2 separate regions of the Mus musculus genome follow, and region 1 is linked to region 2. A link is a contact called in ENCODE Hi-C or POLR2A ChIA-PET data. All regions are on one chromosome and are shown on one strand. Each heading gives the region's core, a stretch centred on a gene start or an enhancer-like site at or near the end of the contact. The rest is flanking DNA. Distances are from core to core; before and after follow the strand shown.

What was found. A loop is a pair of places that touch in the nucleus more often than their neighbours do. ChIA-PET counts read pairs that join two places held with the same protein, here RNA polymerase II (POLR2A).
Region 1: a loop to region 2 is called in a map of T-helper 17 cell, with 1.9 times the contacts of the local background. The contact joins two enhancer-like sites. A Hi-C loop is called at or near these places in 2 of 37 maps with a recorded cell type or tissue (T-helper 17 cell and adrenal gland). POLR2A ChIA-PET finds 5 or more read pairs at or near these places in 1 of 5 experiments (embryonic stem cell).

Annotation. Positions count from the first base shown.
Region 1 is chr14:61,091,007-61,096,495 of GRCm38, forward strand. No RefSeq gene overlaps it. Among named protein-coding and RNA genes, the nearest start is that of Gm41168, 37 kb to the left of the region's middle. Within about 2 kb of position 1,271, at least 1 of the 3 ENCODE cell types and tissues checked has a DNase peak (open chromatin) inside an H3K27ac peak, as active enhancers do.
Region 2 is chr14:60,991,449-60,997,300 of GRCm38, forward strand. It overlaps Tnfrsf19 (tumor necrosis factor receptor superfamily, member 19), which reads right to left. Exons shown (of 10, transcript NM_013869.5): 5 at 5,157-5,242. Among named protein-coding and RNA genes, the nearest start is that of Gm41167, 44 kb to the right of the region's middle. Within about 2 kb of position 2,265, at least 1 of the 3 ENCODE cell types and tissues checked has a DNase peak (open chromatin) inside an H3K27ac peak, as active enhancers do.

The DNA of each region.
Region 1 (5,489 bases), core at 21-2,520, 99 kb after region 2:
GCAGTATTCTGTAAAAGAGACAGTCCTGGCTCATGCCTGCTGGCTTTGATTTCTACAGGATACACCCCCGCCATTTCCATGACCAACTTCATTATATTCTCCTTCTGATCAGCCTCCCTGCTAGCGATGAGATGGAATCGTTTCATGCATTTTCCAACGTTGCTGGCAGAGTGCAAAGCAGGAAAACCCAAACAGATGGGAGCAGGATGCACAGTCAGTCATGGGGCTTGAGTTCCCTTCGGGTTGTTCCCTGCTCCCACATTTTATGCTGGGTTCCCAGTGACTGATCTTTCACTCTGGGTCCTGGCTGCTTAGTTGGCTCCATTTCTTCTCAGCCACCCAAGTTCCTGTGTTTCCTGGATTTGTGCCTCCTGAGCTTCCTCTGTGGTAGGGACTCCCTCGTGACTGTTCCCTTGTGACCTTTGTACTCCTGTTGAGATCATATCCAATCAAGAATCCCTAACTGAAGATGTGGGACACCAAAATGGCTGCACCGGTAGAGGCCCTTGCATCACAATCCACCCACCTGAGTTCGAGCTCAGAATCCCGTGGTGGAATGAGAGAACCTACTTCCTTGCGTTGTCCTCTGACTTCCACGTGTGTGCTGTGGCCCACAGCCTTACACACGGAGACCCTCAATAGTAGCAAAACAACTTTGATAACGGAATCGGAGAAGCATCCAATACAGTCCAATTCCTTACATTACCTCTTGCCGTACAGACAGGAGGCCTTGACGGACTATGAAGAGAGACAGCCTGCAGCCTGGATCGCCTTCTGTGGCAGCTCCCCACAGGAAACACCAAAGCATCATCCAACCCAAACTCACAATTTTTCATGAAGCCATGTGAGTTTTCAGTCAGCTCTGTTTCATAATGGGAGCTCTTATTTCCTCTTCTAATATGTTCCATAATTTTCACAAGTTCCAAAAGTTTTCAATTCCAAAGAATTCTAGTCCCTTCTAATTACAATGATTTTTTTTAGTGTCTCTCTCTACATTCTTTTTTGCATAGTCTGAGTCAGTTCGGGAGATAATTTTACCAACGGAAACTCCACATTTCCCTAGTTTTAGGGTGTCAGATCAAACATACATTTTGTTTGTTTGTTTTGCCTGTTTGTCCTTGCTCCAGTTTTTGTCAAAGCTATAGATACCCTTAGTTTTATCCAGCAAGGCAACTGTCTGTGCCTGAGCTGTTTGGTCTTAGACACTATTTCTCCAAACAGCCTGAGTATGGATGGCTCCTTTTTCAGTGGCTGGCTGCCTTCCATTAGCAATGCTGGCTATTCTCCCACTCCTTCTTTCAATTCCTGTGCTCACCCAGACTCTTCCAGTCCTCTCATCTCCCCGAAAACACCACAAGACAACCAGTTCAACACTCAGTCCCTTGCAACTACCTGAATATTATTCCTGTCTGGGCCTTGCAGTAAATTTAGATTACTGTTTCATATCCGTACGAACTTCTGTTTTTCCTGGAGTTAGCGATCTTACCCTTGGTTTTGTGCCATCCTGGTAACTCAGCTCCAGTTTCTCACAGTCTGTTTTTGTCTTTCCTTGGGCCTCCCATTCATTTTGTATTTCTGTATCGACATCTGTGGTCACTCTGATGTTCAGGGCTTGCGCTCTGTACGTGTGCGCAGCCATCTCCCTAGGCCCCCATGACTCCCTCCATGATTGGTTCAGTCTTTGGGCTTCTCATGGGCTTTGTGTTGAGGGTGTGCAGATTCCAAAAGGTCCTCCTTATGTCCTCATGGCTGATCTACAGAGGCTTGACCGATGATTCTAGGACAGAAACCACTTCACTCTAGAATCTCCAGAGCATTGTGTCACTCCTTCAGGCCTTTATTGAGGCTTGCAAGAAAAAGTCATGTGGTCCATCCAGGCCTTGCTTTGCTTTCTCTTTCTCCCTCTTCCCCCTCCAAGTATGTACATAGGTGTGTGCGTGGGTGTACTAGTGTGCGCATGAGCACACAGAGGACAGAGGCCAACTTTGAGTGCTTCCTCTATCACACTCCACCTTACTTTTTTGAGACAAGGCATCTCACTGAACTCACTATTTTGGCTAGGTGGGCTATCCAGCAAGTTCCTAGGATCTGCTGGTATCTGCCTTCTCATTGCTGGGGTTACAAGTGCCTGATGCCATGCCTGGCTTTTACATGGGTTCTAGGAACTGAACTCTGGTCTTGCAAGCACTTTGCCCACTGAGCCATCTCCCCAGCCCAGTCATGTGGTGATTTGTTGTTGTTGTTTTAAGACCTTCAGAAAGTTTTTGTGTCTTCTACTTTTCTTTAATATTGAAAACTCTTGGTGATGCTCAGATGTAATTATGCATTCTTATTGCTTGGCAGCTTGACTGGGCCCATTTTAGCTTTTAAAATTAAAATATGATTACATCATTTTCCCCTTTTCTTTCTTCCTTCCAATTCCTTCCATATACTCTCTGCTTTCTCTTTCTCTCAAATTCATGTGGCTTCTTTTGCTTTAATTGTTGTTACACACACACACACACACACACACACACACACACACACACACACAAACACACTGACACACAAAGGGACCCAGGAAGCCAGTAGACTCCTGTTTCTGATTCAGTTTCTTTTCTTTTCTTTTCTTTTTGTTTTTTCGGTTTTTCGACACAGGGTTTCTCTGTATAGCCCTGGCTGTCCTGGAACTCACTCTGTAGACCAGGCTGGCCTCGAACTCAGAAATCCGCTTGCCTCTGCCTCCCGAGTGCTGGGATTAAAGGCGTGCGTCACCACACCCGGCTCTGATTCAGTTTCATAACTGGTGGAAGAACAATTTTAAGAAGATGTGATTCTAGAATGGGAGGGGGAGCACAAGGGCAAATGATGTGTTATTAAATTGTGTAACTTAATTAAATAATGTTCTTTAAAGTGCACTGAAATGGTCATTTTTAAAAGAAACTAAGCATTTTAGAAAGTGCCTCCATAAACAAGGCTCACCAGAAGTGATAAACTCCCTGCTTTAGAAATCCTAGGCTTTGTGCTTTGCATCTCAAAGGAAATGGAGCTAAAAAGCTGAATCCATAGCTCCTGCCAGCTCTAGGAAGAAAGCATGGGTGGTGTGTGGACTCTGCAGGCTGACGGCTCCCCAGTGCCATTCAGCTGCCACAGGGACTACACAGTCTCCCTGGTGAGAAGAGGTGGTAGTGATGGTGGCGGCGTCGGTGATAATGATGGTGGTGGTGGTGGTTTGGATGATGACGATGATGTATAAGTACGTGCATCTGCATGTGAGTATGTGCACACAAGTGCAGGTGCTCACAGACACCAGAGGCATCAGATTCCCTGGATCTGGAGTTATAAATGGTTGCAAGCTGCCTAACATGGGTGCTGGAAACTGAACTTGAGTCCTCAGGAAGACCAGCAAGTTCTCCAAACTACTGAGCCATCTCTCCAGCCCATTTTAACCTAGAGCATAGGTGACTATAGTAATAGGCTATGCACTGTCCTGAGCACTTTCTTGTACGATGGGGCATTATCTCACGTAATCCTTGCACAAACTTAGGAGGTTGCATCTGTCTCTATCCCCACACCACAGGAAGAACCTGTCTAAAGTCCTAAAGCTTAGTTACTACTAAAGTGGGGGGAAATTGAGGCCTTGGGTCCCCAGAGCTCCTACAACCCCAGAAAGGACTCATCTCTATGTGCATCCTTTTGGATCCTTGGCCCTGCGTGTCGTGTTGGACTCCCCAGGCCTCATCCTACTCCACAGTGTTCTCCTTCAGCTCCTGCAATGCATGCCTTCTAAAACAGGCTCCCAGTCTTAAAACATTTCATACATCATTCCTCTTTTGTTATAGGAGTTATAAACAGATCAAGTTTACAGGGATGGTTCTGAAATCTAAGAACCAATGCCAAGTTTCATTGAAAACAAATTCATTTTTTAAGCAATTAGGATCCTCAAGACATTAGCAAAGATCCATATGTATTTATTCACCCATGGTTTCTATACAATTGGAAAAGCCATATATAAACACACACACACACACACACACACACACACACACACACACACACACACACACACACTATGAGACCATTACACCCCATCTGCATTTTATAGCCTCCAGGAATACAGCTTTCCCTGAAACCTGAGTTACAAAGTCCCACAAATGAGAGGTTCAAGATGTCATAAATTTAAGACTGAGAACACACGTGCCAGGCACATTATTATGTTGTCATTCTGGGGCTAGAACTCAGGGCTCTATGCATGCTGGGTAAGTATTCTCACATTGAGCTATCCCTAAGCTGTAGGCCTCATTCCTGAACTACAATGAAGGCAAGCATGGGACAAATGGAGTTATAATAAAAGGGGAAATCTCTAGCCAGTGATCTCTGATAACTGGGACTTTTCCATAAGCAGATATGTTTGTTATGAAATGATCTATCTTGCCTACCTTGTCGTACATACATGGGCTCTGACACTTGGAGCGACAGAATTTCTCTGGGCCCTCACTTGTGAAGCAAGAATTCAGAATCCACTTTGACCTGTGCTTTGGTCGCTGTGCCCTTTGGTCAATGTTTGTTTCTCATGCTGGTGGTGGAGCCTTGGGCAAACGCCTTCAACGGAGCTACACTTCCAACTCCTGTGCCACAGTCTTATGTATATAGACTCATTTAAGGTCAGCTGAGGGATGTAAGGTGCAAAGATGGAGGAAATGAAAGCCTGCAGATATAAAGACCTGAGATCCTGCAGCTAGTGAATCACAAGGAGTTGAGCAAGGGGGCAACAGATAAAACTGCTATGTCTTGGTGGCTCTGTCTCCTGAAGGTCAGATGCCCCTTGTGGTGAGACATCCTTGAAGCTGTAGGTGGGGTTCCTGCTCTGTTGGAAACTCAGCCACCAAGGTACTTTCCCACTTTCCACACATGTTCAACAAAGACCCTAGATCACCCTGGTCTCCCTCAGAAGACACTAGCTTAATTATAACCATTCTTGCACAGCAGTTCTGACATCCTCTCTCAACCCCATGGATTTGTCTAAAGCAGTTCTCTACCTGTGAGTCATGACCCCTTGTGTGGGGGAATCACATGACACTTCTACAGGGGCCACATATCAGATACCTTGCATATCAGATATTTACATTACAATTCACAACAGTATCAAAATTACAGTTATGAGGTAGCAACAAAATACTTTTATGATTGGAGATCACCACAACACGTGGAACTATATTAAAGAGTCACAGGGCTACAAAGGTTGAAAACCTCTGGCCTAGAGAATCATGGGAAGAAATACTCTAAAAAGGAGATCAGTCCATCTTGATTGTGGAGGGGTTACCTTACCCCATAAATCCTTTGAAACTCTCAAATAGTTGTAGAAATGTCTCTAAATTCACAATGCAGAGCTGAGTGAGTGGCTGTCTGCTGGGAGACATGACGTCTCACTCTCTTTGGCGTGTTTGCTTTACTCAGCTTTGCTAAACGAACAAATATCTGCTTAAACTGTCTGTATTTTCCAATTGTAT
Region 2 (5,852 bases), core at 1,015-3,514:
GATCATGACACAGGGGTTCCAGTAAGTGTCCTGGAAACTCTGGCCTCTAGCAAACTCATCAAAAGACTACATCAGAATCAACACCAAAAGCCCCATACATATGCCAGGTACACAGGGCAAGTGTGGAGGAACTTGCAGTATAGACAGGCATCCTCCCTGCATCCACACACTGCTATAGTGTGGAGTGCCTTGCACTGTGGGCATCTCTCCTACATCTGCACTGTGCCCCACCCCTCCTTTTTTGAATCAGATATGTATATTCAGTCACACCTGCATATATCTGTGTGTGTTCAAGATCAGAGGTCTGTGCCTTTCCTCGGTCACTTTCTATCATATTCTTTGAGACAAGGTCTCTCACTGAAATTGGAGTTGGAGCCCATGGATTGCTATACTAGGTGGTGTGTGCCCCAAACCCTGGCCCCCAACACAGAGCTGTGTTGTGGCTACACTTATAGCACCATGCCCAGAATTTATGTAGGTGCTGTGGATTTGAACTCGGGTCCTCATGCTTGCATAGCTGGTGCTCTACCTGCTGAGCCACCCCAGCTCCCTTTCCAAGTGCTTTGGAGAGCTGCTGCCTTATAGGGAATCAGGCACGATCCAACCAGTGTGGTGGTCAGTGCAGGCAGGGGTTCCAAGAACGCTAGTAAAATTAGTGTGGCCTGGGAATAGCTTTGTACGTTAGGAAATGCCCAATGGGAGATGGAGGAGATTCGGGACATCAGAGAACAAATCTCTCCACAGCTTACATGTGCCCAGCTACTCAGGAGGCTGAGACAGAGAATCACTAGCTTGGACATCATAGTGAGACTGCAGCCAGAATAAGAGGTGGCCTGAAAGAACAGCTTGGTGGGCAGCACTGCCTAGCATCACGAGGCTTGGAGCCAGCACTGTGACATAAATTCATAAATAGACATTGTCTAAATAGAAAACTTCTTTCTTTACAGGGTAAGCTTATGGCCCTGCCGCCGCAAAGTGATTTAAACACAAGAAAGAACCTCTGGTCCCCTGTTGCCATAGTTACTTCTCTGTTGCTGTGATAAAACACCCTCCCTGCTAAAAAGCATCTTAAAGATGGTGGCAGACATAGGGTGGCAGGAGCCTGAGACAGCAGAGGTCACGCTAGGCACATGGGCGGGTGAACGATGGTGCTCACTCTGTATTCCCACTTCAGTTAACTACATCAAGAACATTCCCCACGGGCACGTCCAGAGTCTAACCTAAGGGAAATAATCGCTCACAAGTGTGCCTAGAACAACAGTTCCCAACCCATGGGTTGCACCAGGAAACACATATTTCCAGTGGTCTTAAGGACTGAGACATGACTCCATAGCAAAATTAGTTATTAAGTGCAATGGAAGTAAATTATGAGTGGTGGTTCCCAAATATAAAACACTGACATAACTTCCATCTTCTCTTTGACTCTGTTTTATTCCCCAGCCAACAGGAATAATAATAATAATATCCAGGTGGTGATAGGTTTGGGATATAACTAAGCGAATGAGTGCCCAATATGTCACTGTAAGCCCCAGATACAACTCAGGACCTCCACCCCTGTGCTGGTCTGCCTTGCTCAGGCTAAAATTTCACCTGTTTTCTGTCCCATTACCTCTCCTGCCGTGACCATGCAATTAGGGATACGGTAATTCAAGAGTTGGCTTCTCCTGGGACAGTGCTTGCATATACCTATCTCTGTCGCAGGTGCCCAGCGAAGGACAGTACAAAAGGGCAGTCTACTCTTTGATAGCTGAGGAGCCTTCAGTTCAGCTAGTCTTTTGCCTTTCCCATGACCAGTCCCCACCAGATGCATGCTGAGGTCACCCATAACAAAGTGAAAGTGAGGCTTCTATCTACCCATGGCCCCCTGCCAAGTCACCAATAGCGGTTATTGGGTGGTAGTGATTGGCTGATCTTGGAACATACTGCTGACAGTGACAGTGACAGTAGACAAAAGAAAGGCACTTTAGGTAAAATTCCCAACTGCAGGCTTTGTTCTGACTGTCTCAAATGTGCACCCACTTGGGACAGTAAGGAGAGAGAGAAGAAAACACCCGAGACATTTAGAGCTAAACCCTGCCTTGGATCTGATGAAAAAATGTGGAATTTTGTGGGATTTTTCTTGAATACTGCTTATTCGATTTGGAACGCTGCTGTGGCTGGAATACGCGGTTTAGAAGTGACTCAAAGAGGCTTTCACCACAGTATGACTGTGTTTAACCTAGATGTTTGCTTTGTTCTCGAGGGCTCTGTACAACAGGCCACGTGACTCTAAAGTCATACCCATGAGATAAATCTCTGCGTGTGGGAGAAAGGAAAGCAGGAGGTGTGCTGGCCTGCAGTGTTGGCAGTTGTGCGTGGCTCGGGGCTCATATTGATGCGTTGTGAGCCACACTGTTAAACAGTGGGATTTTTTTCAAATCACTTGGAAGAACTTAAAAGGCCTCCTTATATCATGAATTAAAGTCATTTCAAAACTAACTTTAAAAGGACATTTGAACTTATTGCACATTTATGTTTGCTTAAGAGGGAAAAATAGAGGGAAACAATGGTAGTCCCCTAAAAGATACATTTCTAGTACCTGGGCTTTCTAAAATCCATCTAGCTAACCATAGCAATTCAAGGTTCTTCCCAGTTGATTTGCTATTTGTATGGGTTTTTAAAAGAGAGCTGTGGGGGCTCCCAATAGGGTAGGTGATTGTGCTGTGCCTGTCTGTCCCTTTGCCTATCTGTCCCTTTGCCTGTCTGTCCCTTTGCCCGCTTCAGATATGGCTTTTCCTACTTATTATTCACAAGCTTTGCTGAGCACAGTGTTGCTGAGCAGCCTGTCACAGAAACTCTTGGACTGAGGGTCTCTGCTAGCCATGTTGCCCTTACCATGCATAGGTGAGCCGGAAGCCTTGCTGTCATGGAGAGATTCATACACCACACCCTTCTACGTTCCTGTGTGGCCCAAAATACCAGGACTTGTTTTGGGTTTTGTTGTCGTTGTTTTGAGACAAGACAATAACTCTATAACCCAGGCTTGCCTCAAAGTCAAGGCCATCATCCTGACTCTGCCTCCTGAGAGCTGAAACTATAGCTGAGTCCCCATGCCTGGGGCAATACTAAGACTTCCTCTCTCAATAGTGTTCAGCAATCTATTCTTTGAAAGAAAACAAAACCAAATTTAAAAGCAAATGAACTGTCAATCTTTGAAAATGGAATACCAGTGTGAGTCCCCATTTTGTTTTGAAGAAGATGATGAAGAAGAAGGAGGAGGGGGAGGGGAGGGGGAGGGGGGAAGAGGGAGAGAAGGGGGAGGGAGGAGGGGGAGGAGGAGAAGGAGAAGGAGAAGGAGAAGGAGAAGGAGAAGGAGAAGGAGAAGGAGAAGGAGAAGGAGAAGGAGAAGGAGAAGGAGAAGGAGAAGGAGAAGGAGAAGGAGAAGAAGAAGAAGAAGAAGAAGAAGAAGAAGAAGAAGAAGAAGAAGAAGAAGAAGAAGAAGAAGAAGAAGAAGAAGAAAAGAGTGCCTCTGGGACTCTCCTCTAGTCTAGTACCCAGGTCCTGGGACCACAGCTCCTTCTCTGAGCCAGGAAGCCCCAGCTGAGCCTGTTCCCCATTCACCCTGGGACAAACCTTACTGCTTGAGGCAGCCTGAAGGAGCCTACTTTCCGCAGGCAGCCTTGGGAGGCTCAAGGGCACAGGAACCCCCAAGGGGCCTGAAGAAGAGGCTCTTTGTGGATAAATTGAAAAGCCCTGAGGAGAAACACAAACAGGAGGCGCCAGGATCACTTCCCCCAAAGACTTCCAGATCTCCTTTGAGGGGATTAAACTCTGGACTGCTTCCTGAAGAAGGTGCCAAAGACAGCAGAAACCTCTTTGACAGAGATGCAGCTCACGGAGACCCCAGGCTCTCTCCATCTGTGACAGGAAAGCCCTCAGCTGGCCCACTGCCCTTCTGACTTCACACCTGTCTTTCTTTACTTCCTAGAAAGCTTGACACATGGAGGAATGTATAGTTCTGTAAGTTAAACTAATTAATTGTCTTCTCCAGGTTGTATGACCAAAGGCTGCATAAGACATGAGCGCTGCACACGAGTCCTGGGTCCGAAGGCCCTTTCATGCCATCTAAGCTTAGCTAGCTAAAACCCTAACTGCAAAACATTCCAACGCCTCAGACTTTTGATTGCATTAAATCAAACCCAGCACATCAGGCGAGAGGGGGAGGGGAGGACCACAGTACTTTCCAGCTCTAACCTGGTCTGTACTAATGGCATTTATTTAATAACAGATCAGCTTGCCTCCTAAAAATAAAGGGCAAGCAGGATCAGGTCCTTGAGTTTTAATTGGCGGGAGGATGTTTCTGATGTAAATGCATACAGAAGACCCCATAGGTATCTCCTATATAGATTTGTAGAGTGTTGTTAAACAATGACACAAGTAAGAAAGGCCAGATTAAACAGTGCAGCTTTGGTTTTGTTGGTTTGGTTTTTTGGTTACAGAAAGACGGAAGAGGGCAGATGCCGTGGATCGGAGTCTATCCTGCAAGCCCTGTTGGTCAGCAGAGCCTGCCTCACCCTTCGCTGACTGACCCCATCCCTTGCCTGGGTGGTTGTCAGCCAGCTTTTCTTAGCATTAAGACACTGAGCAGTCACCGTGCAGGCCGAGAATACAATCAATGTCCTTGTTCCCAAGGGGAAAAAGTAATGGTCAAAAAGACTGCTGTTAACACCAAGACTCATGTGTCTCCCGTGCGGCTGCCCCAGCCCCGAGGAGTGCAAAGACTCTTCTCTCCTCACGGACTTGACAGGTGAGAGGATCAGAAGAATTAGTGAGCAGGGAATCCAATGGATACGTTATGGAGGAGGAGGACGTCCCCGGAAGAACTGGGGAAAGTGTCTACCCCTGTGTGGTCCTATCAAGGGCAGAAAAAGGGACTCCCCAGAGTGTGTGAGCATTAGTCCCCCAACAGCCCAGTGAACCCTGGTCTCCTGCACTGAGCATCTAAGATGAACAGGGCTCAGTAATGCAACCCCTTGTTTCCCTTGGGCATGCAAATCAAAGGTTACTGTTGACAGAGGCACACAATAAAGGGCTTTCTAGACACAGGGTTTTTTGTTTTTGTTTGTTTTTTTTTCTTTTTTTTTTAAAGGTCTGCTGCCACTTGGCACATCACTCACAGTGTGGTTCGTAGGGAGGAGGTGGGTCTCCGCAGGGCACACACTCCATGTCTTGAAAACCAACCAGTTTGGTCTTCCGGTAAAATCTAGAGGAACAAGGAGAGAGTCCTGGTTAGCAGCGTCACCTAAGTTCACTGTGGCAGCCAAGCGTCAGGTCAAGGGTCACCGGCAGCCTCTAGAACCAGTTCTGGGTGAAGTAAGAAGCAGCCAAAGGCTGAAGGTGGTTAACCCTACACAGATCCAATTCCCTACATAAAACTTCCAGGTTCCTCTCTGTGATAGGTGGGATGCTGGAGAGGGAATATGAAGCCAGTGGGCTCTGTAATTCTGTAGTAATCTAAACCACAAACACCCTCTTAAATACAGTACTAGCTTTAGCATTTGAAATTCAGGAGCCCCAAACACAGCATATATATTTTCATGTTACATACGAAATAGTAATTGTGGTTGTTTCTAGACAGTGGGAACTCAAGTCATTCAAGACTCTGTTTAAATAAAAAAGTTAATATTTAAATTTATTTAAAGGAAAACATAAAGCATCAACTACATAGGTAATGAACAGCATCAAATTTAAAATTATGATGATCACACTACTGCTACGTAAATTAAATTACAGGGACAAAGTTAAAATCATTACTGTGAAAGTGGTGTTACAACCAGGAAAAAAGCCGGGTGTGGTGGTGCACACCTTTGATC